5 separate regions of the Homo sapiens genome follow, and regions 1, 2, 3 and 5 are each linked to region 4. Evidence: chromatin loops called from intact Hi-C (ENCODE). Cell type or tissue: endothelial cell of umbilical vein. All regions are shown on one strand. Each heading gives the region's core, and the rest is flanking DNA. Links, peaks and the distances in the headings are about the cores only.

Evidence for each region. Hi-C counts contacts between places; a loop is a spot of excess contacts. Peaks named below come from ENCODE experiments on the same cell type or tissue, not always from the same donor. Only the 100,000 strongest peaks of a DNase experiment are listed, where the experiment ranks them.
Region 1: a loop joins it to region 4, with 4 times the contacts of the local background. A loop is called at or near these places in 2 of 110 quality-filtered maps.
Region 2: it touches region 4 in a loop (8-fold over the local background); 6 of 110 quality-filtered maps call a loop at or near these places.
Region 3: a loop joins it to region 4, with 7 times the contacts of the local background. A loop is called at or near these places in 47 of 110 quality-filtered maps.
Region 5: it touches region 4 in a loop (15-fold over the local background); 88 of 110 quality-filtered maps call a loop at or near these places.

The regions. Positions count from the first base shown.
Region 1 is chr7:124,781,997-124,788,482 of GRCh38, forward strand. LINC03043 (long intergenic non-protein coding RNA 3043) reads right to left here. Exons shown (of 4, transcript NR_167671.1): 2 at 5,820-5,876; 3 at 7-80. Among named protein-coding and RNA genes, the nearest start is that of LINC03043, 5.6 kb to the right of the region's middle. RefSeq lists a silencer at 1,359-1,653. In endothelial cell of umbilical vein, for the core only: a CTCF peak has its summit at 3,390; DNase peaks (open chromatin) are centred at 1,475 and 3,345; H3K27ac peaks cover 1,827 bases.
Region 2 is chr7:123,698,942-123,705,427 of GRCh38, forward strand. WASL (WASP like actin nucleation promoting factor) reads right to left here. Exons shown (of 11, transcript NM_003941.4): 5 at 5,693-5,716. Among named protein-coding and RNA genes, the nearest start is that of LMOD2, 46 kb to the left of the region's middle. In endothelial cell of umbilical vein, for the core only: a CTCF peak has its summit at 2,770 (motif pointing left); a DNase peak (open chromatin) is centred at 2,760.
Region 3 is chr7:123,577,949-123,584,434 of GRCh38, forward strand. It overlaps a transcript of NDUFA5 not described here and a transcript of ASB15 not described here. Among named protein-coding and RNA genes, the nearest start is that of ASB15, 21 kb to the right of the region's middle. In endothelial cell of umbilical vein, for the core only: a CTCF peak has its summit at 3,073 (motif pointing right); a DNase peak (open chromatin) is centred at 3,193.
Region 4 is chr7:123,862,150-123,868,635 of GRCh38, forward strand. It overlaps HYAL4 (hyaluronidase 4), which reads left to right. Exons shown (of 5, transcript NM_012269.3): 3 at 6,074-6,486. The coding sequence starts at 6,125. Among named protein-coding and RNA genes, the nearest start is that of HYAL4, 20 kb to the left of the region's middle. In endothelial cell of umbilical vein, for the core only: CTCF peaks have their summits at 3,579 (motif pointing left) and 3,780; DNase peaks (open chromatin) are centred at 3,002 and 3,542; H3K27ac peaks cover 613 bases.
Region 5 is chr7:123,679,018-123,685,503 of GRCh38, forward strand. WASL (WASP like actin nucleation promoting factor) reads right to left here. Exons shown (of 11, transcript NM_003941.4): 11 at 2,926-5,563. The coding sequence ends at 5,502. Among named protein-coding and RNA genes, the nearest start is that of LMOD2, 26 kb to the left of the region's middle. In endothelial cell of umbilical vein, for the core only: a CTCF peak has its summit at 3,802 (motif pointing right); a DNase peak (open chromatin) is centred at 3,824.

The DNA.
Region 1 (6,486 bases), core at 519-5,518, 920 kb after region 4:
CCTTACTTCACTGTGGTTTTGTTGCTGGTGAGCAGGTACGGATTCTTGACTTCACCGCACAAAAGAACTTGAGAGCGAGCCTAAAGTAAGAGTAAGCAAAGTTTATTTATTGCAAAGCAAAAGTACACTCTGAGAGGCAGAGCAAGCTACTCAGAGGCAGACAGCAGCTAGTGCCTCAAAGGAATTCCTTTTATGGGAGCTGTACATACATTTTCATAAAATACGACCTGGGAAGGTCAAATATGCAAAGGCAGACCTGCAGCTGGAGCATGCGCTTAGCAGTAACACACACCGCATGTATCATGCCCTAATACAAATCATGTGTATCATTAGCATATAAAATCTCCACCTAGGGGTGCTTTTTTTTATTATTAAAATGAGGAAAAGTTTACTAAAAGCTAAACCTTGATTCTAGCTGCATATGCAGGACACCAGAGAAGCCCCCGGCCACCCACTTTCCTTTCTCCTCCCCCTTCCCTTCCCCCAAGGCAGGAATTTGTACCTAATAGCTTCTTGGGCTTTTGGTGCCGATTGGTTGGAGAATGGGGAAATTCCATCAGGAATAAGAAACTTTTGTTCTCTTTCCCAGGCCACACTGGATGTCAGGAACTTGTAACCATCTGGTTGGTGGTCTGCTGGTATCCTGTAGGACTGCTTACCTTGCCAAAGAAGTGCTGATGCACACAAGGATGCAAGGGATGTAGGGCTGTCTGTGGAGGGGCCCGTGGGGCTTCACACAAGGGGACAAGTCAGTATAACCCCGATATGATTTGGCTGTGTGGCCCCAACCAAATCTCATCTCGAATTATAATCCCCACGTATCAGAGGAGGGGCCTGGTGGGAGGTGATTGAATCATGGGGGCCAATTTCCCCCTTGCTGTTCCCATGATAGTGAGTGAGTTCTCATGAGATCCTTTTGTTTAAAAGTGTGTGGCACTTCCCCCTTCTCTCTCTCCTGCTCCTCCATAAGACCTACTTGCTTCCCCTTCGCCTTCCACCATGATTGTAAGTTTCCTGAGGCCTCCCAGCCAGGCTTCCTGGACAGCCTGCAAAACTATGAGTCAATAAACCTCTTTTCTTCATCAATTACCCAGTCTCAGGTAGTTCTTTATAGCTGTGTGAAAATGAACTAATACAGCTCCCTAACCTTACTTATCCTGCCTCAGTTTGACTGTTGTTTTAAAATTAAAATCACCCTACTTTGAAATTAGAACAAAATCACAAAATTTTATTAATTTACGTACCAAATCTTTTAAAACTCATAGGTCTACTTTATATTGCTCGCAATCCAGGAAGAAAAAAGGAAAAAGGGAAAGTGAGAGAGAAAAATATAGAATATGAATGGCAGAGAGAAAAAGCCAAGACACACATGGAGAACAATGATAGAGGATGTAAGTGATTCAAGAGGCATTGAGGCAGGAAGAAGAGTGTTGACTTAGGGAGAGATGGAGATGACGGTAGAGGGAAGAAGTGGTCAAAAAGGCGGAGGAGGAGGAAGCCGCAAAAGACACATCCCTGGACTCAGGAAATAAATCACCCAGTTGTCTGGAGCTGAGCAGACTAGGCAAAATGGCAGCATGCTAACCTTGAAAACGTTCTGGAAAAAATTGCTTAATAAAATGTATATATTAGGTTCTAAAAAAATTATCTTTGACATTCTGACTGAAGGAATTCATGTTCCTCATTCAATATGGAAATAAAACAAAATGTATTTCCATGTGACAGAAATATTTCTCACATAACAATTTTCTTCCTTTTAATTCAAGAAACCAGGAAGGAACTTTGCCATGAGAAAAATGGAAGAGAATTTTTACTGGCCTATCACTCATAAACTATTTTTCTTCCCCATTTCTTATCCTTTACTTTCTATTTCACCATACTGCCTTATCTGGTCATGTGTGTATGTATCTCTATCTATCTATCTATCTATCTAATATATGCTTTCATTTTTCTTACTTTTCCCTCAAAACATACGTGCCCTCTTCAATTATTTTGTGAATGTTAGAAATCTATTAAAACATACCATCATTGGCTGGGCACGATGGCTCCAGCCTGTAATCCCATCACTTTGGGAGGTCGAGACGGGCAGATCACGAGGTCAAGAGATCGAGACCATCCTGGCTAACACGGTAAAACTCTGTCTCTACTAAACATATAAAAAATTAGCCGGGCATGGTGGCACGCGCCTGTAGCCCCAGTTACTCAGGAGGCTGAGGCACGAGCGTCGTTTGAACCAGGGAGGTGGAGGTTGCAGTGAGCTGAGATCATGCCACTGCACTCCAGCCTAGGTGACAAAGCGAGACTCCATCTCAAAAAAAAATCAAATAACAATAAAAAAAGTTATTATTTCAACATGATAACCTATGTTCACTGATTATGTTTTTATTCATTCCTGAGAAAAATTAATGTGAACTGTTCATTTTATCACAACTCAATATCAACCCTGATTTTATTTTTAGCTCATTGCTGAAACTAAGAAATGTCCATTGACTTTCTGAAAGCAATAGCATAATGCTTCTACTTTTGTCATTAATGACAGTGATTGTGATAGATGAGCACCTCAAAGTTTCTCTGCATAAACATAGAACTAACTCAGAAAATTGTTCTTTAAAAAATATACACACCTGTTATTAATATAGTCACTACGTAAATACTCAGTCTTAAGACGGAGGAGTATGCAACTTCACTAACTATAATTGTTTACTAAAATAAATATTTCCATGCTATCCATAATGCTTTTAGTAAAAAAGGGAGGCTCATAACAATTGTAGTGCAAATTAAATCTGAATTTAAAAAACGCACAATTCTAATTGTTGAATTCCGAAAATAAATAGCCCAAATCATTCTTTTTTTTTTTTTTTTTTTTTTTTTTTTTTTTTTGTATTTTAGAACTCTCGAGAGATATGTGAAGGAAGGGATCCAGAATCCAAAGTAAAAGTCCACCACATATTCACAGCTGTGGCATCTTCCACCGCCTAGAAACTTACCCAGGAGTAAAGGCTTTCCTAACTCAGCAGCCTTAATGACTTGCCCAGAGGAACCTGGTCCAAAAGGCGCTCTCCAGGTTAGTGTAGTTTGTCCCTAAGCAGACTTCAGATAGTAGGCTGAGAGCGCATTTGGATGAGCTTACTAAATGGAAAGCCTTCCTTTTTTTTTGAAGTTCTGAGTGGATGCTGTAACTTTAGTCTTCCTCCAAAACTATTTGGAATCTCTGAAAACCTTCATAAACTCAAGAAAGGACCTATGTTTCTCATGGTCTCCAAACATAGCATTCCCAAGATGCTGCTTGAACTTGTAGGGTGTTTTCTCTGACTGGGCTGCCTTCTGGCACCAGATTTTTTTCTGCAAGATTAGTCCAGAATACTGTGGGAAAGAGCTCCCTCTCCTGCCGCGCAGAAGGTAATGCTACTGGATACGATTGCCTGAGTAGGCTAACTGCTTCCAGAAGCCAAACTTTAATTTGATCACGTGAAGTTTGCACTCTGGTTTGGATAGATCTTTTCTATATTTATAGTCCTTGATTTGTAAGTCCAAGTTTTATATATAAACAAATGCATAATTAAAACATCCATTCTAGATTGCTTGTATAAACAAAATGTATAATTTGCACTACAGATTTTCTTCAGAAAAACAACAATTACTTCGTATGTGCTTTTGGAACTAATAGAAATCTGTTCAGCTGTGATTTATATGCACTTCCAAAGTGAGATTGTTACAGAGGAAATTGTGGTAGTTAATCAACATGCAAATGACTTGTTTATGTATGACTTAAAATGAATTTTGACAGAAGTATGAATGCCAAATTTAAATCTTTAGCCTTGCAATGAAAATTACACAAACCACAGAAAGATCTGACTTACCTATAGAAATATTGAAGTTAAAGAGTTTTAATTAATGCTTGCCAGATTAATACTTTTCACTTGTTGATAACAGGTCAAATAAAAACTCAAAATGCTAGAAGTAAAAAAACACTTTTTTACTCAAAACCTTTCCTGTCACCTTCATCTGCAACATGTTATGTTACTCATTCTAGTAAATAGTTTTTAGGCATGTCTTCAGAATTCAAATTAGTATATCTATGATATGGTTTGGCTTTGTGTCCCCACCGGAATCTCATCTTGAATTGTAATCCCATAATCCCTCGGTGCTGTGGGAGGGACCCATGGGAGGTAATTGAATCGTGGGAGCGGTTTCCCCCATGATGTTCTCGTGATAGTGAGGGAGCTCTCATGAGATCTGATGGTTTTATAAGCGTCTGACATTTCCCCTCCTGGCACTCATTCTCTCTCCTGCCACCCTCTGAAGAGATGCCTTCTGCCATGATTGTAGGTTTCCAGAGGCCTCCCTAGCCATGCAAAACTGTCAGTCAATTTCTTTTCCTAATAAATTACCCAGTCTCAGGTATTTCTTCACAGCAGCGTGAGAACAGACTAATACAATCTAAGTGGCCATACTGACAGAATTATTTTTCTCTGTTTATAAATATTTGAAGTACTACAGTTTCTGAATCTCAAACATGAAAGTTCTTTTCACATTTGTTAGGAACTTTACAAGGTTTTAAATAAAAGAAAGGAGTTGTTATGAAAAAGGAAGATGAAAACAGAAACAAAAAAGTAATTAAAGCAATTCTCAGTAGTTGTCCCTCACCTGTGCTTTAATTCTCACACTGAATTGGAAAATCCCCAAATTAATATGAATTAACATTTATTGAGTGTTCCACAAATGTTAGCTACTATTATCTACTAGGCACTGTGCTGATTGCATTACATTCCTTATCCCCTTTAAACTTCAAGACTTCAAGGAAATTTAAGCAAATTGAGGCCAAAAGAGTTAAATAACGTGACCAAACTCACACTGCCAGGAAGTGGTGGAGCTGTATTTTCAGCCAAGGTCTGGCTCCAGACCCCATGGTATTAACCGCTACCCTGTACATTTCAGACTAAATGATTTATTAACAACTATGATTTCTCTGACAATGCTTTGACATTTCTTTTTCTTTTTCTTTTTTTAGACGGAGTCTCGCTCAGTCGCCCAGGCTGGAGTGCAGTGGCGCGATCTCGGCTCACTGCAAGCTCCGCCTCCCGGGTTCACGCCATTCTCCTGCCTCAGCCTCCCGAGTAGCTGGGACCACAGGCGCCCGCCACTACGCCCGGCTAATTTTTTTTTTTGTATTTTTAGTAGAGTCGGGGTTTCACCGTGTTAGCCAGGATGGTCTCGATCTCATGACCTCGTGATCCGCCCGTCTCAGCCTCCCAAAGTGCTGGGATTACAGGCGTGAGCAACCGCGCCCGGCCGCTTTGCCATTTCTTGAGTACACTACTGGTTAATGAATTTTGTGTGGAACTGAAGTTAGAGTTAACAGAGCCAGGATAGCATATAAAATGCCAACAAGAAAAGAGCCCCAAAAGGAGAAATACTAGCTTTTGATGTGAGAGACAACAGAGAGTCAAAAGAGGATAAGTAGAATAAGACAAGTGAATTTGGTCAGATCTGGGCAGAGATTAACTTAAATGACAAGGCTTCAGTATAGAGAATGGGATGGGTGTAAGAAAATTCTATATATATACATATGTATATATATATGTATATAATGTAGTTATGAGGTGGAAAAGAAGAAAATAGTAATCAAAAAGGTGAAGATGGAAAGGAAAAGAGAAGAAAAAAAGAGAGTAAAATGTATTTAGAATTTTCCACGGGATAAGCATTTTTATGTCACTGCATATAATTTTCATATTAACTGCCAAGCACATAATAACTTAGAATACTTTTTCTCATTTTTAAAGATGAAAGTACTAAACAACATTTTGGAGAAGACTTACCTGATAGAATTTGAAGAGCCAAGACTTGAACTCACATCCTTTGATTCCAATATTGCCCTGTGGGTTTAAGCATAAAGAGGGAGGGAACTATAGAGAGACATCCTAGATGATTTTGAATAGATATCATTTGGTTGCTATATTGAAAATATTTTGGATATTACTTATAGTTATGATACATATTTATTAAACAAAATGGAAAAAACATTTTCTAAAATTTCCTCCTGTTTGTTGCATTCATTTTAAAAGAAAAATATTTATACTTTTCTTGTTGTGAATTGGAATGCATTTTTATAATTCTGAAAATGAACTTTTTCATTTCTGTTTATACCATCGTAGAAAGGGAGAATTATGCTTGAAACAGAGTCTGTCAGGCATTGGTATAGATCCCTTTCTGCATCATTTGGGTCCAAAGGAAGAGGAAAAGGGATAAATCATGACCAGCTAAGAGATCCAATAAATTGGAGGAAATTAGGAGGTGCACACTTTTTGTTTGGAGACGCTATTTTCTTTGTTTTGACTGACAGCCCAAAATTATCTAAGATAGGGGTGCGTGTGTGTGTGTGTGTGTGTGTGTGTGTGTGACCTGAAAACAGTAAGTCAGGAGTATGCACCATGATCATTGTGTCCTGGGCACCAGATAAGGTCCGAGCTCCCCAGATGGTGAGCG
Region 2 (6,486 bases), core at 700-5,699, 160 kb before region 4:
CATTCTTCCCTTTCTGCCCTCTCACTTCTTATCTTTACCAGTCAGTATCAGCAACACTATCCACAATAAGGATGCTACAAATTACTTTGTTTCTTATCTTTATATCTTAATAAAATGTAAGAATTAAGACAGAATTAGGAGTATCAGAATTAGGTACTCCCTGGCCAGGCACAGTGGCTCACGCCTGTAATCCCAGCACTTTGGAAGGCCAAGGCGGGCAGATCATGAGGTCAGGAGTTCGAGACCAGCCTGGCCAATATGGTGAAACCGCGCCTCTAATACAAAAATTAGCCGGGCGTGGTGGTGTGTGCCTATAATCCCTGCTACTCAGGAGGCTGAGGCAGGAGAATCACTTGAACCTGGGAGGCAGAGGTTGCAGTGGGCTGAGATTGCGCCACTGACTCCAGCCCGGGCGACAGAGCAAGACCCTGTCTCAAAAAAGGAAAAAAAGAAAAAGAATTAGGCACTCTCTTTATTCATATGACTTTTCCGGAACTAAGTATTCAAATAGCAACTATAAACAATCAGACTCACCAGTAAAATATAAAAACAGAAAACAACAAAAATATTTTCTGCCACTTTAGCTTATATAAAAGCCATCTATTATACTATAGATGACTAGCATGGAAACACAGTTGGATAAAGTTAAGTTTAATGATTTAAATTATCCAAGCTAGTATATTTTTGAAAAATCAGCTTCTTATAACCTTGATTTATATAACTCACTAGAGAAAGTAATTCAGCTGTCTCTGAGGAAGATTCAAGAATGAGGATAGGAACAAAATGTAAGTGATATGTGAAATGAGTAACAATGTTTAACTCATACTGTAATCAGACTGTTTCCCCTCTTTCTCTACCCAAAAATCAGGCATGAATATATTATTATGCATCAACATTATCTCTTTAAGTCATTATAGATGAATTTCATTAGTACTAGTTAAAACATTATTTAAGGCCGGGCGCGGTGGCTCACGCCTGTAATCCCAGCACTTTGGGAGGCCGAGACGGGCGGATCACGAGGTCAGGAGGTCGAGACCATCCTGGCTAACACGGTGAAACCCCGTCTCTACTAACAATACAAAAAATTATCCGGGCATGGTGGCGCGCGCCTGTAGTCCCAGCTACACGGGAGGCTGAGGCAGGAGAATGGCGTGAACCCGGGAGGAGGAGCTTGCAGTGAGTCGAAATAGCGCCACTGCACTCCAGCCTGGGCAACAGAGCGAAACTCCGTCTCAAAAAAAAAAAAAAAAAAAAAAAAAAAAAAAACAACATTATTTAAGTAAGACTATAAAGAAAAATCCATATAATGGAGATATATAGAAAATTAGTATTAGATGGGAAATTAGAGTTTCTTTTCAAAATTGCCTTTCATTTTATTAATGAAAATGAAGGACAGTAAGAGTCAGGTGATCTTTATAAAGTCATATGATTAGTGACAGAAGCAAAAGTGTATTCTGATATCTTGGTTCCTAGTCCACTACCCTTCCAATTAACTACTTTACCTCTTTTTTTTTTTTGAGATGGAGTCTCACTCTCTCGCCCAGGCTGGAGTGCAATGGCGCCATCTCGGCTCACTGCAACCTTCACCTCCGGGTTCAAGTGATTCTCCTGCCTCAGCCTCCCAGGTGGCTGGGACTACAGGTGTGTGCCACTAAGCCTGGCTAATTTTTCATATTTTAGTAGAGATGGGGTTTCATCGTATTAGCCAGGATGGTCTTGATTTCCTGACCTCGTGATCCACCTGCCTCGGCCTCCCAAAGTGTTGGGATTACAGGCGTGAGCCACCGTGCCCGGCCAACTATTCTACCTCTTATACCTCTTACACAAAAGTCAAACTACAAGGTGGATAACACCGCTAATTTTACAAATGTCATAATACATTCTTTGTTTGCCAATTTTTCAGTTTTCTTGGTCTGTGGTCCAACAAGTCATTATTCAACAAATATTTACTAACAACTTACAGAATTTAGAAAAAAATGGATTTCTATACATTCAAGAGGTTAGGTACTCGGTTATTTCTGTTGACAATGGTTATTTACTTTAGAGTTTGAAGATGTTAGGAAATAAGTTTAAAATGGTATTCTAGAGCCAAATTAAGTATCTGTTTCAAGCGACACACTAAAAAAAGTGATAACCTGTTTAAGGTATAGAGCCATTTTTTAAACAACATAAAGTATATGAAAGATTTAGTAACAGATGTACGTACTGAAGTCATTTCTAGTAAAGTTTAATTATTCCATTTATGAAATTACACTCCTCCTAAGAACTACTATGTAAACATATAATGAAGGCGGGCTGTTTTCCTTCTTTTTTAAAAAACAAATGACAAATTAACTCCTTCTGATTAAGGATAACTGTTGCATGAAAAGGTTTTTAAATGTTCTTGTGAACAGACATGTCTAGTTAATTTTAAATCTAAAAGAACTCAAGTTTCCCATTAATTACATAAGAAGCAAAGAAGCCTCACCAAGGAAAACAGTTGAAAAACAGGTGGCCTAGAGGCCTCTGATGTCAAGCAGTCACGAAGCTGAGAACAAATCATTGGAAAGCATATATGCTAAAATGTGAGACTGACCAATAAAGAAATTAGGAGTGAGGAAGTTACTGAACTGCATTTTAGGAATGTATGTAAATTCTACATAAAGTATCTTTTTAATAATTAAAATTTGAAAAGGTGTGGTAAACTGATAATCTAAATAAGGATCTGAGACAAAGCACCTGCATAGCTACTGGAGGACATGGTCCAGGGGCCCACTGCCACCTAGTGGTGGTGCACCAAATACAGTAAAGTAATAATGCTGCCTCCTAAACAGTGGTCTCCACTTAGTGGGGAAAGCAAGATAGTTGAATGCAAAGCAGTTTTAAAATATTACAACTTGTATTAATAATTATTTATTTCATTCTTTGTGTATTAATATATTAATTCCATATTATATGTATATTTTATAAGTATACAAGTATTGGCAATACATGCTGTATAATTTTGTCCTTTAACAACACTATTAAAAAAAAAACCCTCCATTTATTTAATGAAAGAAGTCTGAAACCACTGGGCCAAATGATTAAAACTAAAGATTTAAAACCAATGGCCAACTCATAGAAAGAAACTACATTTAATTCTTTTTTTTTTGAGACGGAGTCTTGCTCTTTTTGCCCAGGCTGGAGTGCAATGGTGTGATCTCGGCTCACTTGCAACCTCCGCCTTCTGGGTTCAAGCAATTCTCCTGCCTCAGCCTCCCGAGTAGCTGGGATTACAGACATGCGCCACCATGCCCAGCTAATTTTTGTACTTTTAATAGAGACGGGGTTTCGTTATGTTGGCCAGGCTGGTCTTGAACTCCTGACCTCAGGTGATCCGCCCACCTCAGCCTCCCAAAGTGCTGGGATTACAGGCGAGAGCCACCGCGCCCGGCCTGAAACTACATTTAATTCTAAGTGGGTCTCTTAGTAGGGGTAATAAAATTATGAAACACCACTGTTATATAAAGAATTTTCAAATTCTATCTATTCATGGAAACTAGATGCCTCTTCAGAAATTCATTTTATAAATGTTCAGCCCTCCATATTCACAGTTCCATATCCATGCATTCCACATCCATGGATTCGACCAACTGTGGATTAAAAATAAAAATGGATGGGTCCATCTGTTCTGAACATGTACAGAACATTCTTGCTATTATTCCCTAGACAATACAGTATAACAACTATTTACCCAGCATTACTTCTCAGCCTTTTGGCTAAGACCAAATGTACCTAGCATTTACATCGTATTAGGTATTATGAGTACTCTACAGAGGATTTAAAGCATATAGGAGAATCTGTAGTTACATGCAAATACTATGTTGTTTGTATCGCAGACTTGAGTATCAACGAAGTTTTGTATCCATGGGGGGATCCTGGAACTGATCCAACATGGATACATGTATTTACAACCTTAATTTTAATTATATTATTTCTACAGCATCTACACTTTAAAATATGGGGTTACTTTCCCCAAAGTGTTTCGATGGCACCACTAGAAAGTCTTCTCTGTTGGTACTCAATACTGTATATACTCTCCAAACTCAAAATAATGTAACAAATTCAAAAAGGTTGAAATACTAGGCTTATATCAAGGAAAATTTCTACTACTACATTAAAAGTTCACAGATGAGCAACCTGTAACTCAGCTGCTTCTGTTTCTTTTGCCTCTGCCATGTACTAATTTATATATCCTGAGACATGATATTTACCCTGTGTCTCAGTTTTGCCTTCAAAATCATCTTGACATAACATAGTGGTTAAAGGGCCAGTCTCTAGGGTCAAATCATCTGATGCTGAATCTTGCTTCACTACTTACTAGTTATGAGACCTTGAGCAAGTTACCTATCTGTGCTTCGGTTTCCTTATCTATAAAAGAGATAATAGGAGCTACTTCAGAAGGTTGCTGTACAGTGCCTGGCAGGTAGTAAAAGATCATTAACTAGTAGTTGCTATTATTGTTGTCATCATCTTCATCAGAATAACTAATATTTATTAAGCACTATGCTAAGCTTTGATTACTTCAATCCCCGTAACAGCCCTAAAAAGTATTAATATTTCTATTCAAAAGAAAAAGTGAAACTATACAATATTTGGTACCTGTTAAGCACTACTGAAGGTAGTCAGGCATTTAAAAAATTAATAATAAGGTAAACAACCCAGAATTTAATACAGCAACATTTGGTTCATGTTTCTGTATCAGAAAAAGAAATTTAAGGACAAAATCAAAAGGCAACGTATCTGTTTAAAAGAAACCCCAACAATCACCAATAGCTGTCATATATTAAGAACTCTGTATTATGTAAGTTTTCCTTGAATAATCATTCTAGGTTCTGATAAGAGGATTTGAGATATGCTTTTAAAAAGCAGCCATTTTCTCTATCATAACAAAGTGTGCTGGAGAATGATTCTTTACCTTCATAGAGTCAGGAACCTCATTTAAATACGATGAAAGCCATGGATCCTCTCTCTCCAGAGAAAAGAACATATTTAGCACACAATTTCAGGGAGTTTATGAAGTCTAGAGTAAGAATTTCTACCCCTGAGACCTTATCTTTTACATCCTGGTATTCTGCTTTTACTCTCTGGTATTCAATGTTTTTTAAAAAATGAATTCATAATACTTCAAGTGGTCATTATCAAATTAAAGAGCATTATACAGAGCTAAATTAGTTCTAAATACACCACAACAGTAGGTGTTCATTTTGAAAGGGGCTTCATATAACACATAAGCAATGTGAAATAATATTTTGAAATAAGAATGAAAGGTAAATCTTAAAGTAGGACATTAACAAATATTCTAGACAAAATGTACTGCCTCTAGGAAAAATGTTAAGGTCCGATTGTATACTTAGTCAACTGTGAATCCAGAATTAAAATATAATAAGTATTAGTGATCTTCACCCTATGTATTCTTTCTTCATGTTAGAAAAATATCAAAGAATATTGTTTCCTAAGTCTCATCTGTCAATCATTAATTAAAAATAGGAACACAATAAACTGTATAATTTGATCATAGATACTAAACATTACTTACTAATGTATGGTACATGTTTCCACAAGGATTAACATGTAAAAGATACTAAATATTACTAATGTATGGTACATGTTTCCACAAGGATTAAACTGTCATCTAAAATCTTAAAAGATTAATAATTGTCAAAAAGCTTACCATTTGGGGGATCTCGTCTTTTCTCTGTTAGAAAATAAATTAGAAGAATATTATTAAATATATGTAAGACAACATCAACATAAAAAAATTAATTCACTAAACTGTCTTATTCCTAAATTGACATACGTGTGACTAAGGAAGATTTTTCAGAAGACCCGACATTTAAGTAGAGATCTAAATAAAATAAGTAAGGGAACAATACATTCAAAGGCCCCAAGGAGGGTGCAACATGAAAGAACATCATGAAGACTGGACTACAGTGAGCAAATGGCACAGTGAAAGGAGACAAGAAGGAAAGTCAGGGACTAGATCATGTAGGGTTCCACAGGCCATGGTTAAGGACTATAGATTTTATGTGTATATGATAGGAAGCTCTTACAGAATTTTAAATAGAGAAAGTGATATAACCTAATCTACAATTCTAAAAGTTTACTCTGGCTACTGTATAGAAAAGAGATAGTAAAAAGGATTGAGTAGCAGCAGGAAGACCAGTCAGAGAGCTAGTGTGGCAGCCCAGCTGACAGATCATGGTGGCCTGGATTAGGATGGTAGCAGCAGAAATGGTAAGAAATAGTCAGACAGGACATGTTTTTGAAGGCAGAGTCAATAGGACTCTGATAGGATTTATGAGGGACCATGGTGAGCCTGAGGGATAAGATGGAACAAATGCCTTTTACTGAAACAAGGAAGATTAGTAGAAGAATAGGAACAGATCTGAGTGGGGCTAAGGTTCAGGATACAGGACATGGATCAAATATTCTGCTCAGACCGTGTTAAGTCTAAAGGCTATTCTG
Region 3 (6,486 bases), core at 1,021-6,020, 280 kb before region 4:
TTGTTACATAGGTATACACGTGCCATGGTGATTTGCTGCACCCATCAACCCATCACCTACATTAAGTATTTCTCCTAATGTTATCCCTCCCCTAGCCCCCCACCCCATGACAGGCCCCGGTGTGTGAAGTTCCCCTCCCTGTGTCCATGTGTTCTCATTGTTCAACTTAAATGTTGAATGAATAAAAGGACAAATGAATAGTAAAATAAATTTCAAATTATAAAAGTTATTCGTAACCCATACTAGATCATCTATTACTGTTTTCACTATTCACAAGCTACCTGCTGATATTTTGTATCAGTTGGAAAAAAAATGACAAAATTCATCTAAAGCCTCTTGGTCCCTCTTTCATTCTCTATGTTGCTCAAAAATTACCAGCAGTATTCCTGTGACTAGAACTCTGTTTTTTAGCCTCTAGGAAGTAATTTGCCTTGGCCTAAACATCTGTCATTTTAGTGTTTGCCATTTGTCCAGACTGTGAACATACCCCTCTTTCCTCCTTCTACTTATTTTTCTGGAACTTTGTTTCCTCTATACTTTTAGTACTTGCTTTTTTATTCATTCACTTATTTATCTGTGCAAGCTCAGTTAATTTCAGGCATTTGCTTTTCTAACTATTATCACCAGACTGATATTTTTCCTTATTATGGAGACCTTTGCCAATTTTTGTATATACTCTTTTAATATCTGAGCTAATGAGAGAGATTGCTGTTTACCACAGCAATTTCATTCAATAGCTTAGTCTTTTCTTTCTCAGGGAGACATTGAATGCACGGTTAGAATTTTATGTGCTAAAGTCCACCTTCCTCTTATAGATTCAGGCTACTGAATCATTGCTATCTTTAAACTATTTTATAAAGTCTTATTTCCCCTATTTTTGTCAATCTATTTGAAATAACTAGTTCTGTTTGTCTTCATTAACATAAACCTATGACAATGTAATTTACATGCAAGGTATTTTATTTTATTTTATTTTAGATTCGGGTGGTACATATGCAGGTTTGTTACATGGATATTGTATAATGCTGGGGTTTGGGCTTCTATTGAACCCAACAGCCAAATAGTGATTGTAGTACTAATAGGTGGTTTTTCAACCTTTGCCCCTCTCGCTCCCTCCTTCCTCCCTTTTGGTGTCCTCAGTGTCTATTGTATCCATCTTTATGTCCACGTATATCATTGTTTAACTCCTACAAATATGCAGTACTTGATTTTATGTTTCTGTATTAATTCACTTAGGGTAATGGCCTCCAGCTGTATCCATGTTGCTGAAAAGGACATGATTTCATTCTTTTTATGGCTGTGTAGTATTTCATGGTGTAGATATACTACATTTTCTTTATAAGTGTAATTGGGAAAATTTTAGATAAAAATACTTTCTTAGTTATAGTTAAAAATAAGGATCTTAGATTTACATTTTCAGTGAATAACTATTGTTAAATTTGTTTTGCTATGTACTCACTGTAGAGGTTACAATAGTTATATGTTTGTTCTATGAATTCTTTTGTATTACCAGTTCACTTCCATGCAAAGTAAACTCTCTATAAATAGTCTCAAAAATACCATGAAGAGTTGTTCTGATTTCTTTTCTCTCTATTATCTGCCCCACTGTAGCCTGAGGGCTTAATAGATAATTGCAGTCAAAATGAAAGTTAAAACTTAATTTAGAACAAGTTTGCAACATGCCTGGTACCTTGGGATTTGCAAATCTATAACTCCTTCTGCTCCTGGGAGTTGAGTTAATTTGGCAAATCACACTAACTCAATTTTCACTAGGTCTTTATTAGAAACAAATCTATTATGCTATAGAATGCATTGTGGATTTGGCTTAAGACTCCCAGCTTGTCATTATTCAATATTATGAAATTCCTATTTAGACATTTAGTTTAAGTGAGAACATAAAGCATATAATAAAACTGCAGGTTTCTCTTGCCATTGTTTAGGTCTCTAGGTTTTCAATTTAATTCTCATTTATTGAATGGCCACATTGTCCAAAGCCTGTTACACCTCCTGTCCTTAAAAAAGTTACAATAAATCCTGATGTAACAAAGGTACATAAATAATTACTATGTAAGGCAAACAAAATAAATATGATAGGGAAATAAAGGAGGAAAAGAGATTGGCGGGATTAGAAAAATTCATGGAGATGGAGAAGGATGGTCTAAATTGGGTCTTAAATTAGCAGAAGGATTTCTACTGAAGGAAATGGGGGAGTGGCAAGAAAGGGCATTTGAAAGGACAAGATGAACAAGAACCCAGCGAAAGGATGCGTTTTGCCTGTTCAGAGAGCAAACAGGAGTTATGCTAAGGTGGCAGATGAAGTCCTCAGGTGCATGGCAGGCCGTTCTCTGTTGCACTGCTTTTTACATTTTTGGCTTTGCTTGTTAAGTTTTTGGTTTGAGTTGCTTGAGTCAGTGAGTGAAGCAGTCATCACAATCAAACTTGCTAGGCACAGGAGAGGCTTTGAGCTTGCCTCTGCTGTGAGCCACTTGACCAAAAACTGCTCAGGGTAGTTATGTGGCCTTAGGCAATTTTACTTAACCCCCTAAGCCTTACTTCTTCCTTGAAAAATGGTCACAATAATATGACACCTACTTTGCAAGAATGCCATGAGGTTAAATGAGATAATGCATATGAAAACCCAGAACTGCATCATATGGCACCTTTGTGCAGTTTGGAAAATTTTGATCATCTCTCCAAGTGAATGCAACCCTTCTCTAGGGCACCCATGTGGGTGAGTGGAGATTAAGATGGATTCCAGTCTCCCCATAACCTCACCCAAGCAACCTTGTGCAGTATACAACCTGCACAACCGTACCTGGAAGCCCTGAGATAAGGGCTTAGAGAAATGCTTAGGTATAACAAAATCTAAATAAACATAGCCATCATTATAATTATTATACCGCAAACCACTAAAAAAACGCAGTGTTGAAGCTTGGTCAGAGACCGTTCGGTTAAGTCTATTATGAAAAGAGACCAATATTAACAATGCACACCTAAGTCTCAGCAAAGAGTTCAAAATACAGAACAGGAAACCAAACCAACAGGCGTCCATTCCTGTGTGACTCTCCTTCCACTAGATGGTGCTGGCTTTCTTCAGCTTGTTGCAGTAGAACTGTCTTCCACTTAAAAATGGCTTGTATTTACGGATAATTCAGGTGGTATCTGTGTCCCACCAACCTCCTTCAGCTCTTTGCGGAGGAGGAGGTGTTTCTCTGAGAGCATGAATGTTGCTCAGGGCATGAACACCGTTCAGAGGACATGATACTTACTAGATAGTAGAAGGGTATGGGAGATCTGTAAGCCACTAAGGAGAAACTCCATTAAATTCCTAACACTTTGAATTCAAAACGAGTCTATCATCAGTAATTAATTTATCAAATAACAGCATCATTTTACTATTTGCCCTTCTTGGGCATTGTGAGAGTGTGGGAGTGAAAACAAAACATGATCATTCAAGTGAGCACTTAAAAAAAAAAAAAAAAAAGGTACTCTCCAGATACCTAGACTCCATGCCAGAGAAAGGGGATCCCATCCAACTTAAGTCCTAAGGGCACATTTTTGTTATTTCTACCTTCATCTTTTTTGATGTGTCATGTTCTAAAGACCTTGTGAGCTTTGCTACATATTAGGTTTCTGAAAAGTCTTTCGGTTAAACTGATATACATCAAATTGTGAGGAGAATTTGCTACTTAAGAAATGATTTGCTCAGAGTGAGAACACCACTCAGAGGAAATGATTCCTACTAGATAGTAGGATTGTAAAATTCTACTGGAAGTAGGCTGTAACATGAAAATTTTCTTTTATCATTGTTTAAGTCCAGCTATGAATATATCACATATGTTTGTATATTTTCTCCCTTTTTGTCACTCCCAAGACTGTCAAGTTTTGAGGAAAAGACATGAAACTTCAAGAGTACTGTTCAAAAGACTTCTGCAAACCATTTAAAACTATATAAATGAACTTTTTAGGTAAAGCAAATGGATTGACTAGCAAACTGTAAAGAGCTTTTTACCTGCACCAGCCATGAATTCTGGGGCAGAAATTGTGTACTGTTGCTCCATTTCCATTTGTGAATAGAGAACATCTTTTATTAATAGATGAAAATCTCCATCTATATTGTAATGGTAAAATATCTGCAAAACAAGGAAAGGGAGGAGAAATTGCTCAAGCTGATCATGATCTTTTCCTACCTAAAATGCTCCTGTGGCTTCTTCTTGTCTCCTGCAGTGGTTCTCAGGCCCAGACCACTTTGAGGGACAGGTTCAACCCACAGTATGTGAAGGTAACGTCCCTGTGGAAGGAAGGATGTGTGACAATGGGAGATGGGGAGGGGGGGTTGCATTACAATATCCAAAGGGAGTGAGTGCTTCAGAATGTTAAGACTCCACAGATGGCCTTTAGAGATTCTGACAAATAACACCACTACCCTAGTGCACCCCAAAGAGAAAGCCTTTTCTCATTGCCACCGTCCTGGAGGAAGAAATAAAATAAAGCCCCAAATTCTTTACTCCAGTATATAGTTCAGTATATACATATATCCTACATATTCTAACTCTTACCTAAAGCTCCTGCTCATTGTCTGTAGGTTCCTCAATGCGTTCTGTGACCAGCAAGAGTAAATGATCAGCATTCCCCCCAGATATGCCATTTTCCCTCAGATCTATGTGTATTTTCTCTGCCTGGAATGCCTCTCCCCTTATACATTATCTCGAAAACTCCTTCTTATCCTTCAAGTCTCAGCTCAAGACTTTATATCGTCTAAGGCATACTCTTGGTCCCCTCCTGGAAGCTAAGCATCACCTTCTTTTGATCATCTATTCATCCCCTCCACTGACTGAGAGTAAGAACTGCCTTCTTTAACATTTTCATTGCACCAGGCACATAGTAGCTAATAAATACATACTTGGCAAATAAATGAATGCAGTATTATTCAAAGAGGAATATACCTCATTTAGAACGCTCAGAAATGATAACTTGGTACCATGAAAGAAACTAGTGTAAATCTTGTTTTAAAAATTAATCTACTAGCCTCTATTTTAAAATTTAATTTTTATAGCAGGCAAAGAGATGGCAAGCATCACAAACAAATATTGTAGTGGAATTTGGATCTTTAAAATTATAGACTGTTCAGATGAGAGAACATAAAATGATAACATTGTAGACCTAGGTGCAGTGGCTCACTCCCGTAATACAAGCTACTTGGGAGCTGAGGCAAGAGGATTGCTTGAGGCCAGGAGTTCAAGATCAGCTGGGGCAATTATAACAACACTGTCTCTAAAAAGATAAATAAATAGATAAATAAATAAAAGACAGCACTGTAGATTCTAAAACTGAACAGGAAATCAGAGCTATTTTTGGGCCTAATTTCAACATATATCATATGAGGAGATATCATGGGAAGTGGGAACTAACGGGAAACTGGAATTGATAACCATGAAGTGTAGCAAATTTCTAAACTCCTCCAAAAGTCTTCTCTGACAGTGGGTAATACACTCTTTACCTCAACACTTGCTCATCTAGTGTTTGATGATTCTCTAAGAAAATGCAATAAAATGAGTTTTAAATTCTACTTCAATTTCTGCTATATGACATTCTCTTTATTCTAAAGTAGTTACTAGTATAAACTTTTAAAAAGCTGATTTTGATAAATCAACAACCCTTAGTCATAAAGTAAGTCAAACAAAATGAGCGAAGAAAGATTTTTTCGGAGAGAAGGCACAGGAAAGAGGAGTAACATTCCTAGACTTAGGAAATTGTATATGGGTCTTCTGATCCTTAAGCATAAGAACACTGTCTCTTTTCCTCATAACATCTTCATAATATACTGAGAAGCAAAGTAGAGGGGGGACAAGATGGAAAACCAGGAAAGGAAGTGTAGCCAGTTAGTGAGATGATTCCACAATAAAAAACCAAACCTAAAGTTTGCCAAATCCAATGGTCAGTTCTCTGTCCTCATCTTACTTGACTTAGCAGCAGAATTTGATACAGTCGATCACTCCTTTCGGCTGTAAATATTTTTCTTCCCTTGGCTTGTATTCTGTCTCATAGCTCTGGTTAGCCCCGGAGTTCATCCCTTAAACATCTCTATTTTTATATGTGCATGTACTGCTTTGGTGAGCTCTTCTAGCCACACGGTTTTAAGTATCACTAATTTATTTCTTCAGCTCAGACTTTTCTTCTAAACTTGGACCATATTAACCTGCCTACTTAACCTTTCTTGTTAGACTTTGATAGGTATCTCAAATTTTACATGATCCAAACTGAGTTCCAGGAGGATCACTGAAGCCCAGGTAATCAAGGCTGCAGTGAGCTATGATCGTGCCACTGCACTCAGCCTGTGTGACACAGAAAGGCCTTGTCAAAAAAAAAAAAAAAAAAAAAGTAAGAGAAAAAGAAAGAAGTTTTAATGTCCTGATGCACAGAAATTAGAGTATCTGAGGGAGGCGGCTAGGCATCAGTGTTTTCTAAAGCTCCCCAGGTGATTCC
Region 4 (6,486 bases), core at 738-5,737:
AGCTTTGAACTTGATGGTTCTGCTCTGTCTCTCAGTCTGATAAATATATATGAGTATATATATTTTTCATCATTGGCAACAAAATATCACTTTGGTCAGTACTTTCCTTAAGGGCTTGGAAATAAAACAGTGCATTTATTAAATTCCTTAGGGACCATGACCTTCAGGATATCTCTTCAAACTCTCACGGTTTTAGGAGCAGACACTTGGCATCTTAAAGGTTTTTAAAACAGAACCCCAATATCATGAAAAAAGAAATAGAAGACATGTAGATTTGGAAAATCAACTCGTTTCACTAATACCTGAATATTAAGAAGGGAGTATATGCTTTGAAAAACTTTTCCAGAGCATTCACTCTAATCGTAAAGATCAGTGTGGATCACCATGCTGTGTAAAGTTAAAAAACATCGCACTGGGTGTTTGAGAACAGGCACTTAGAGTTGCAATCAAAATGAAAACAAATTAGTGCAATTAATTTATTGATTTATAATATCCTTTTCCTTTGTGGTGATTATTTAAAATATTATGGTCTCATAAATAACTGGTTTGAACTGCTCTCATTTCTGTCTTAGATTATTGCAAGAGCTTTTTATAGTCTTCCTGCTTCTCTCTTGTGTCTTTTCCCTTAAAGGCTTGCCTCAACACAGCAGCCAGAGGAATCCAGTTAAGCCCATGGCAGACAATGTCATTCTTCTTTCAAAGCCCACCACATCTTTCCCATCTCATTTACAGTGAAAGCCTGAGTACCTATAAGCCCCAACAAGACCCTCACTCTTTCTTCTCTGGCTCCTTTTACCTAGTCACTGACCTCTTCAAAGGTCTTTAGAGACAGCAGACATGCTCTGCCACAGGGCCTTTGCACCTGCTTTCCCTCATACTTCCCCAGACATCCTCCAGGCTGACTCCTCTTATCCTTGGGATCAGTGAGGCTTGTTACCATCTAGGAACAAATCCTGCCTTATTTATTTTTCTTTGTTATCATAATTTGCAACATACTGAATATTTATTTACTGTTCTTATTTATTATCTCCCTCCCCTACAAGAATTTAAACTCAGTGAGGGCAGAGGCTCTTGTTTGTTTTGCTCACTATTGTATTGTTAATACTTAGAAGGGAGCCTGGTACATAGAAGATGCTCAATAAACATTTTCTGAATTCTTATAAGAATGAACACTAAGTGCCTCTGCCTTCATCATACAATGTCAGTGTTCCAAAGACCACCAGGAGCACACCTGCAGTTAAATTAGTTTACTTTATCAGTTATTGTGGGAAGGGAGGGTGCACACCATGGGAAGCCATGGGGTGTCTCAGTAAGAGGGTATTAGGAGGAAACTATCATATGATTTAGGTTTTGGCTGAGTGACTTGGTGAAGAGTCTAAGAAGGCAGGGATTTTCTCTAGATTAGATGTTGTCAGAAAGCAGAGGCGTTCCTGTGATTGGGTAAAGAATAGCAGTCATTCATTCAGCAAGAGAGAGGGATGTTTGGTATTTTGTGGGTTGCACAGTGACCTTCTTTTCTGATCTTAGACAATATTTAAAAGTGGCCTGGCTTTGTCTCATTTTATTATGGTCTGAGAGTAAACTTGTCCAGACTGGTATTCTGTGACATTGTTTAAGAGAAGCATTATGCAGCCTAGCTGTGAGTGTAGTACTCACAGTTTCTGAATGCCAAGGGTTGCTCTTTTTTTTCTTTTAATTTATCACAAGCAAGTAAGCTTCTTTGGGGAAGGAGTGAGAAGGGAGATAGGAATAAGTAGGGGATAGGAGATAGAGGCTTTTTTGCAGACTCTTGTAGCTGTACATGGTGGTCCTGTCTCCCTCAAAAGAACATCCCTCCTGCCACCTTCTTCACTGTCTCCTTCACTGTCAGGAGGAAGGGGCAGTGATGAGGTGAGGTGCTTGAGCCGACCTGAAATAGGCCCTGTCTGTTTGCTGCTTTTGCCACATTTGTCTCTGGTCAGGGTAAGAAGATTAGAACTATGAAACCAAGGTCAACATAGTAGCAGCTAAACCTTCCTCACTTCCTTCTACTAGAGGAGGGGTCAGGAGAAAGCTACTTCCCTTTACCTATGGCTTTAATGAGTATGTCATTTCATTGAAAATCATTTGTTCAGGGGCCTTTAAAATGTCTTCACAGAAGTTTCCTTGTTGAAGGAAAGGAACTAGTCCTTCCTATATATTCCCAGAACAGACCTTACTTCTAAGGAGAGAAACCTGGGCATTAAAATTTAAGGGACAAGTCCAGGTTAAATTCCTCATTCACTTCTACCTCCAATATCTTGCTAACTCTTTCTAAACATTGTCATTTAGAGGTTTGTTTACAGGAGCACATTTGCCTAGGCGGATTATGGAAGGGGGAAGGGAGAAAGAAAAGGAAGGTTGCTATTGCTGGTGATATGGTTAACTGTGGATAATTGCACAGGTTGCTATGCTACAAGAACTAGTCAAGATAAGGCAGAGCTCAGCGGTGGGGATTTTAATGGCATAGGTGGGGTGAGGGAAAGAGGTCTAGGGAAGCTCTGAAGCAAAGGGCACTTTTGGAAGGGCAGGCTTGGGGAGGTTCCTTGGTGAAGGAAGGACAAGAGAAACAGAGATTGCATGGTGGGACAGGGAAGGGAAAACAGTGTCTGAGAGGGGTCACGTGAGGGGATCTCCTCCCAACAAGCCATATTTAACTAGGAGGGCACACCAGTGCCCTGACCTGGCTGTATAGGAAGCAGAAACCTGACATACAGCAAGCAGAAGACACGGGCACAGGATTTTACTTATTTATTTTGTCTTTTTTGGTCGTGCACCCACACATTTTATCAGGAGCTATGTCTACCATCTGCCATGTAAGGTGCACCTCCAGTTCACCAGAACAAACAGTTCACCAGTTCTCTTTCAACTACAGTGTCTTCCCTGAGACACTGAGAACAATAATAACATTCCAAGATAGGAGAAGAGAATCACTTGGTAACTTTGTAATAAATGAACCAGGATGTTCTATGGTGGTGATGAGGGAGCCGACCAAAGGGGAAACAATAGTCAGTGGAAAACTATGTTTTGAATGAGACCAAAGCAGGAAGTATCTGGCAGGGTAGATTTTTCTTTTTTTGGTACACAAATATAGTCTTTTCTAATGTAACTCAATTTTAAATTTAAAGAAAAGCTTCTTCCCCCTTCTATTAATGAATGCATATGTAAATCTATTTTTCTTACCTGGAGGCAAAATATAATAAAAAATCAAAGAGAAGGGGAAGTTTTGAGTACCACAATTTTTCTTACTCATAAAATTAGATTCCCTTGAAAATACTATTCTCTTCAAATCATAATTTAGAGCTACAGTATGATATATTTCATGCTACTAAGTGGGGTAATCTTATTCAGCTTTGTGCATGGAGGAGTATATTCAATAAATGAAAATATCTACCTCTATAGCTCCTAAATACTGGTGTTTTGTGTTTATCCATTTACTTAGGCCTTCTTAAATGTCTTTGGAGGAAGTTTTGTGAATTACTTAAAATTTTTTTACAGCAGTGTCCAAGGCCTGAGAAATACCATGAGGTTTGGCTGGTGACACCTGGTGGTTAGACGTGATAATTACACACAACATGTAGCACAGGCTTTACTACAAGCCACAAAAGCACCTTGTATTGGTCCATTCTCACACTGCTAATGAAAACATTCCTGAGACTGGGTAATTTATAAAGAAAAAGAGAGTTAATGGACTCACAGATCCACATGGTTGGGGACCCCTCACAATCATGGCAGAAGGTGAAGGAGGAGCAAAATCACATCTTACATGGTGGCTGGCAAGAGAGCATGCTCAGGGGAACCACCCTTTATAAAACCATCAGATGGCATGAGACTTATTCATTATCACAAGAACAGCATGGGAAATCTCGCCCTTGTGATACAATTACCTGCCACCACGTCCCTCCTATGACAGGGAGAATAGGGGAGCTACAATTCAAGATGAGATTTGGCTGGAGACACAGCCAAACCATATCACTTCTCTATAAATCAGAGTTCCTGGTTGTAAGCAACCAAAACAAACCTTGCTTACTTGAGCAGAAAGGCGGTGTCCCTTGAGGACAATATCTCCACTTAACAGTAACATTATGGGCATCAGGTTCAGAATCTGGATGCCCCAGCTTGCTGCTCCTTGACACTGGAATTTACGTCACCACTGGCAATGTCACCTCAGCCTCCTTGAATCTCAATATCCAAATTCAAAGCCTAGATTAGGATGCATCTAATTGGACTGACGACAGTCATAGACCAATACCAAACCTGCAAGGAAGGCTGGGACATTTTGGCTTATTTAATGAAATATGGGCTTTGCCTTCCAAGATACTTATGGTGCAGAATTGACTACTGAGGAAAGGGGTCTGTATCCGGAGCACACAGCCAAAGGACAAATGTCTACTGGACACCTTAATCTCACTAGGCATCAGGCATAACCACAATGCATTTTCATCTTAATGACACACAAGACTGCAAACGTTTTATGCCATCAAACCCTTTGATGAGCTTTTACAAAAATAATTTCATAGTAGTTTTACAAAGAGATGACTAAAAAATAACTTGACAAAGTAGCCACTATCGTCTTCCCTCTTCTACTATCCAAACACCTACCTATCTTCTCTTTCTCTCTCTTTTTTTTTTTTTTTTTTTTGAGACTGAGTCTCGCTCTGTTGCCAGGCTGGAGGGCAGTGGTGTGATCTTGGTTCACTGCAACCGCCACCTCCCAGGTTGAAGCGATTCTCCTGCCTCAGCCTCCTCAGTAGCTGGGACTACAGGCATGTGCCACCACGCCAAGCTAATTTTTGTATTTTTGGTAGAGATGGGGTTTCCCCATGTTGGCCAGGATGGTCTTGATCTCTTGACCTTGTGACCATCTCGGCCTCACCAAAGTGCTGGGATTATAGGCGTGAGCCACCCTGCCTGGCTCTATCTTCTCTTTTAACTCCAGTGTCTTCCCTGAGACATTCTGTTACACCAGGGGTTTGGTCTAGGTCCTGTTGCTTGCTGCAGAGAAAGCCAATCACTGAGTCAAGGAGTATTGCTGGGGAAGAAGGCCTTATTTGGGTGCTGCAGCCAAGGAGAATAAAGGATCAGTCTGGAATCCATCTCCCCAAGCAACTAAAATTTGGGGTCTATAAAGTAGGGAAGAAAAGTAACTATGTGTGGGAAAACAGGAATTAAGGAAGGGTAAGAAAGAGGACTTGGTCAACAGGCAAGTGGTCAGTTAGGCAATCATGATGAGTGAGGCATCTGGTGTCTCATTGTTTAGATGTGATAATCTGGTAAGTTTCAGTTCCTTGAAACATTCTGGGAGGCTTGATGGTTGGTTTACCGAGAAAGGAACCCAGATAAGACAAATATAACTTTCTTAAGTTTTACCCTGGGAGGGTCAATTTCTAAGTTTATTCAGAAGAAACCCAAAACATCTATTCTTTGGGATAGTTGGGCTGGTTTTAATTTCTTGCCACTCAAATCACTTTCCTTTCCATTCCTACCTACTGCTTACTCCAAGAAGTAATTGCTCCAATAAATTATCATGTAGTACTTGTTATGCATTTTTATTATTTAAATTTTACATCACCTTGCCTTCCATATAAAGTGACATCAGGCAAGCCTTTTCATCTCTCTAAGCCTCAGTTTCCCCATTTGTAAAATGGAAATGTAATTATAAGCCTTATGTAGTTATTACAAGTTTAAAAAAAATATTTACAAAGCAGTTAAGCACAATGCCTGGGATTTGATGAGTTTTGCAAAATGATGGTAAATATTATTTCACATCTTTATCTGATCATGAACTCCTTAAAGGCAAGGACTACATCTTATTCATTTTGTTTTCTGGACATGGGGTCTGGTGCTCCATGAATGTTTGTTGAATTGCATTTCCTGCCCCTGAATAGAAGCTAGGTCTCTACATATGCTTCTATATCTCAATTTATTTATAGGCCTCTTTGAGACCTTTAAGTGATACACTTTACAAATAGTCATATATAATAATAATATCTATTTATTATTTGAGTCTTTTTCCTCAAAACTATGACTAACAGAAAATTAAATCTCTCCACAGGTCTTCTAGAGTGCACTAAAGCAGAAGATAACGTAACATTTTTATCTTACCATGAAAGTATTATCTGAAGGACAGTTAAAGCTTTGTGTTGTTCAACCAGTACATCTCACTTCATGGCTCCTTATATTTTTTATTCTAAAGTCTATCTCTTGTCTAAAACCTGCTCGACTTCCAATTTATCAAAGGAAACCTTTTATAGCTGCTTGGAATGCTCCAACAGATCAGTGTTTGATAAAATATAATTTAAGACTAAATTTGAAAATGTTTCCTGTGATTGGAAGCCCACTGGCCAAGGCCAGGGGGCAAAATGTCACTATATTTTATGTCAACAGATTGGGATACTATCCGTGGTATACATCACAAGGGGTCCCCATTAATGGAGGTCTCCCACAGAACATAAGTTTACAAGTACA
Region 5 (6,486 bases), core at 960-5,959, 180 kb before region 4:
GACAGAATTAAGAGAAAGTTTGGCCCTTATGCATTCACATCCTTGCTCAATAAACAAACAAAACACAAATGAGTCTCCTCCTCCAGAACTAGTTTTTGTCCCTAAAAATGGAGATTCAAATGCATTTCTTAATTCTACTTGCTGAGCATTCCCCAATCACCACAATATGCTTAGGAACACACTCTCCTTTCTGTTCTCTGCCTCCTTAGATTCCCACCCTGGTTTAAAAAAAAAAAAAAAAAAAATTTGGTCAGACGCTGATTTAAAGAACTAAATTATACTTGCCTTTAACACAACTATAGAACTGAGACATAAACAGCTTTGTTTTCCCATAGTTAACCGGACATGATAATGCCTTTTCATTTGTTTCTTGTATTTGTTTCACAAATACGAGATCCACATTTTATTTTCCTGCCTCTTTTCCGGTAAGGTTGAAATACATGCAACCAAGTTAGGATCTCCCTCTCTCTCATCAATAATAAAGCCAGGAAGTTGGATTTGAAGCATTGTTTGTCCTTGTGGTCCTTGGAAGAACTCCCGGTCTTTAAATTGACAGTGCAGCTGTTGATCAAAATTATTCAGAAAATTAATATATTCTTAATTTTCTGTCAGACAAGTTGATTGTAGACTTATGAAATACTTATGTCTAAGTAAAAACAATGCCTATAGTTTCTGTAAGAAACTAACAAAAATAATTTGGATGTAGAATGAAAAGCTCAACCTCATTTCAACTCTGTACTAGATGACAGAAGTGCCCTGTGATGACCAAATGCTCGGGCAATGTAGGGTGACTGCCGCCAATGAGCCAAAATACAATCACATGCATCAGAGTCAGAGGCTGGCTCCTCAAAACAAGCCAGCTTTTCTGGTTAGAGATGGACATAGGATGTTGGCGGCATCTATCAACACCCAGATGATATGAGAAAGGGTGACATTTGTAGCCATATACCTTTCAGAAACAAACTAAATCTGCATTTATCCTTAAGAAAAAGAGAAAGGCATACAATAGGATTATGGTGCATGAGAAAGAGCAGCTGAACTAGTCAGATCTGGCTTCTAGTAGATACTTTAACCTCGGGCAAGCCCCACAAGCACTGTGAATATGAATGAGGACCCTCACCTGCAAAATTAGAGAACAGGCTTGGTGGTGTCCACATGCCTGTTCTCATGTAACTCATGTAACTCAATGGTCCAAACGTCTTTCATTTATGAAATAAGTATTTTAGATTTAAATGATGTAAATGTGGGTGGGGACCTATCCTATCCACTGTTGTATCTTAATGTCCACCACACATTTAGTTCATAATATGATATTGATGCTTAAAAAAATCCTTAAAATTAGGCTTTGATGAAAATCTTCACACATCTAGCAACAGCTAAGACAAGACAAAATTTAGGTCATGAAATGCTAAGCAATTCAAGACAGAAAATAGTGTTTTGTTCAAGTTCCATAATGCAATCTGATACTGCTGAAATTGAACTTGCTGTTAAATAGAAACATTTTTTTTTAAAAATCCTAAGGTAGATTTTTTGTGGTTGTTAAATAATTCAGGGACTACTTCAAGTTTACTAGAAACGCCCCAATACACAAGTATCTGATTAGACTGAAACCACCTATAAATTACAATCTCAAAATAATTTTTACTCCAATAATTTTTACTCAAAAAAATTTACTCAAAGTTTTACTCAAAATAATTGTGTGCTATCTTATCTTGACTTGTCAATCTTGATGGTGTGCATGGCCAATTTAGAGTTACACTGGACTTGTGTAATAGTTAACACTGTATCAACAGTTAGTTAGCACAATCTGTGATGCTTTTCTTTTTTTGGAAAAACCTATGGCAGATGCATCCGGAGACAAATTTTTCAATAGGCTCCTCACGGCAATGGAGGATGCCAAGTATCACATACAGAAGTAAAGGCAGTAGCTGCAAAGCATGTTCTCTAACATATTCATAACAGTGTACTATACCTTTCCTAGAGGCTTCCTTAGAAAGCAAAGTTTTTTTTTTAATCCATGAATAAATGACCAAGAGATTATAAAGAATGCTGTGTTTTGGAGGTGAGATGTGACAATGTCAATAAATGTGGAAGGTAAATTTCCCAACTTTTCCATACAGGCTTTTCTATTGTACTATAAATAAGCCTTATCTCTATATTTGTCCTTTAGGAACTCCGTTTCTAAAACAAGAGTTATCTCGGGAATCCCCTCTGTTGATTAGATAAAAATGACCTGACAGAAACAATTCTTAGGCATCTTTAAAAAATTATTTTAAAAGTCTAATATATTCTTAAGTGTTCACATTTGTACAACAGAAACAACTTTTTAATAGAACGTATTACTCTTGAAATGGTTGTTAAATTTGGCCAAAGCTCTTAAAAGGAATTTTGTAGCATCCTACACTCTGAATTCCGCAACTCAGTTTAATCTTCAGACACCCACTTGTGCCAGGGTCAGTGAAACAGAAAATTCTATCTATCAAAAACAGAGTTTACCGTTTAAAATGAGCACCCTCTTTGATATCATTTATTAAAAGCTACTTATGTCCCATACAAACTGCTATATTTGGCATTTATTGAAACTACCAATAAACTCCAATATCATTCTGATTTAGAAAACTTCAACATTTCTGGTATGTGGAAGAGTTCCAAACAGTTTGACCTTGCAATGTCAATGCTCTGTGAACGACAGCAGTGGCTTCTAGGGGAGCTGCTGAGCAGCTGTCATGTTTCCCAACAGAACAGGGTGCAACATTCTTCTGCTCACCATGTTTATTTAATGGCACACTCTAACTCTCAGGGCATGCAGTCTGCTGAAAACATCAACCATTATCATTGATCGCTCTGTACCCTTCACTATACAGTTTAAAAATTTTAAACCTATTTTACTCTCTTAACAATAAACACATGAAACACATTATTTTATTCTATTTGGGTCAAATTAATTTTATTATGCTCCATGATGAATTGCCACCAGTGCAACATCCTATTCACTATACATTTCAAAAAAAGAATTCACATACTAAACAAAATTTCAGTTGTCTGAAAATGAAATGATTGAAAGTCTTTATGAATCTCATACATACAATATGTGGCTAGCTGAAATTGTCTATCACGTAGCATTTAGATATAAAAAGCCTCATGCTAGTTTGTTAAATGCAAAGGCTACCAGACGACCATTTAGCTGGAGAATATACGGAAGGCTTTCAGACAACGCACAGGTATAGTGCTGCTCACAGTGCAGGATGGTAGAGGACTGAAACATGCAACCTTACACCTTACTTGGTAAAGCAGATTTAGTCTTCATGCCTGGACTGAACTCCACAGCTGCTGTGTTTCAACCAACAGTAATTTAGACTTTTTGTAACAACAACCAATGTCTTTTTCTTCTTTAAGAAAAAAAGAATAAATTAATTACCTTTGGCAAATTATATATCCATTTTACATGTTTAAAATTGTGCTTTGAACTCGAAGAATGGGTACTCTCTGCTGAGAGAAGTTCCTGATAAATATATATTATACCAAAGTCAGCTGGAAAATCTAGAATTTCTTGGCCACAAGTTAAGAGAGATCTTAAATTGGCATTACCCTGAAGACATTTCTAGGAAATTTAAAATGTTTTTTATATTGTCAAAAAGAAAAAATTTTTTCAATTAACATTACTTAAAATAATTATAATGTTCCATTTAACTTTTGTACAAACTCCTGATTTTATTGGTTAGTAGTTGTCCAGCCTCATCTGCACCAGATTGACTGAGCTCAAGCCACAATAAAAATGATAGTAAGTAGAAAAAGGTTTCTAGCAGCAGAGGGCACTGTTGTTGCAAGAAACAAAAAGTCTAGAATCTTTCCCATGTGCTTAAATTACTCTTGCAAGAAAGATAACATTCTTTGAATAACTTAAGTATTTTACTGCACCACTTACTGCTTTCAGCAACAAAACCTTTTAAATTATTTCTTATGATAACTAGATGCATGATCACTAGAGATTATGTAATAAATGGTTAAAATTCAAGCCACATCTTGCAGGTCCAGCCTGTCAAGATCTGCCAATACGAGATTTTGGTTGGTACAATTCTAGATAGCGTAATTTTTAGTTGGATATTGTGACTATAGTAATGAAATACATTTGGAACTACATTATGCATATTACTCAATGTGAGAAAAATATGTTTGTATTTAAATCAGATAATTTTCTACCTAAAATTTAAAGTAGGTAGGTATGATAATTAGCATTATAAATATGAAACAACCACCTTTAGGCAGATTAGTGTAGTGTAGAGAGGCAAAGAAACCCTAATTTTAACACACCATTTAGTATGCATAACAAATGTGCAGGTTGTAAAGTTTTATCTTTAAAAAAAAAAAATCTATCATTCAGTTATCTGTTCCAAGAACTCTGACATTGGGACCACCAATCTTTTAAGAAAAATGTAACTCTTCACATGCTATTTGACAAAAACCCTCAAAAGTTATCCAAATCAATGCATGTTCGGTTCCGTGTTTTAGCGCACACCTTTGCCAACTAGATTACATTTTTATGGTTGGTATTTCTGAACACCTCAATCCACACAAAGTGCAAAATAAAAATGCTAAAATTCTACAGTATTTTAGTACTATTCTGATTTGTATAGTTTTTTTAACCAAATATTGGAGTTACCATAATATTACCTCAGTTCATGTAGAATGAAAACTACTCCCTAAATCCCTGAAACTCCAACTTAAATTTTGTTTCAGAGTAATACCAAAAAAATTTTCAAAAATTTTGCTAAAAAGAGCCTGTCACATTTGCTACAGCATAAAAATAACCCCAGTCAATAACAAGTATTTAAGGGCTCCTTATGATCCCAGTCTGCAAATACCACTGCTATACCAATAACAGGCAGTATTACTGTAAGAGGTGTGTTAATCGTCTTCCCCACTAGTATCTCTGTAGTGATTTTATGTAGAGCATATTGCTAAAATTTGAGAAACTACATCGGTGTAGTGATGTCTACAGAACTGTGCAATGTATCAGCTTCAACATTCATATGTAGCATTGTATTCAAAATAAAGGGGCTAAAGAAACTAAGGTCTGCATCACTTAAAAAAGAATGTAGTGCTATACTAGATTTTTTTTTAAGAAAATTTAGGTACAGAAAAAGTAGGGTATGAAAATAGTGTTTTCCTTCTGGCATTATAAGTAAATTACATTAAGGTTTTTGTCAGTCTCACATATAGTATTTAAACTCCCTTGTTGATGGAATGAAAAATATTCACAAATCAAGTGAGCATCCTGGTGTAAACTTGCACACAATAACAGGGAGTAGCTTTGTAGAGGATTACGACAAACCTTTACAGATTAAATGAGGTATTGCACAGATTAAAAAAAAGCAAAAAAGGCAACAAAAATATACAGCAAATTGGTAGAACATTTACATGATAATTTTACAGAATCCACAGACAGAAAGTAGTGTTTAGTATTTCACCTTAAAAATATATATATATATATAATATATAGATCAGTCTTCCCACTCATCATCATCCTCAAAATCTTCTTCATCATCTTCATCTTCATCTTCATCTACAAGAAAATCAAGACAATTAAAACATATGCATAAATAAAATGACATTACATAATTCTTGGGTGGTTTCTCCAATTATTTAACTCCTGAAACACAGATAATGTGACTCCCAGAAGAATCTAGTTACTAAAACAGTTTAAAGTGAATCTAAAGAAATATATCTATAGAGTATGATAGTAAACTAAAGATTAAAACAGGGCTTAGAAGACAATGGTTCTAGTTCCTTAATATCTATGTGACAAATTTCAACCTGTTAATGTATAAAATCATCTGGGTTGACCTTTCTGTCACAAATCCAACTACCTTCTTGTACTCTTCATATGGATTCTCAAACTCAAAACTTCTAACTTTTATTTCCTTCCCCAATCTTCTTTTCCTGCTCCATCCTGGTCTGCTGCTCCATCTCAATAAATGGCATCACCATCCTGTCACATAATCAGGCCAAAAACCTAGAAATTATTATTACTTCCTCCTTTTTCACGATCCAATTATCAAGCCTGCTCTTTTTCACCTCTTTCACTGCTACTCTCCACACCACCATCACATCCTGCTTGGATTATTGCAACTCTAGAGTCTATTTGACTCAGAGCAAATGGAGTGATATTATTTAAATTTCAAGTTTAAAAAATATGTTGCTACCCTTCTTAAAGTCCTCCTGTGGCTACCACTGCTATTTGAATGAAATCTGATGCTACCTCCCTCCATAAGACCCTACATGATTTGTCCAGTTATTGTCTCTCTCTCTCCCCAAACTTCTCTCATATGTACTCTCCCTTCAAGTCACTCTCTCTAGTAAGATGGTCTCCTTTCTGTCCCTTAAACTCACCAATCTTATTCTGGCTTTAGAACTTCTGCAGTAGCTATTTCTTCGTTAAACTGAATCTTTTCATCATTTAGAAACCATTCATAAACTACTTCCTCA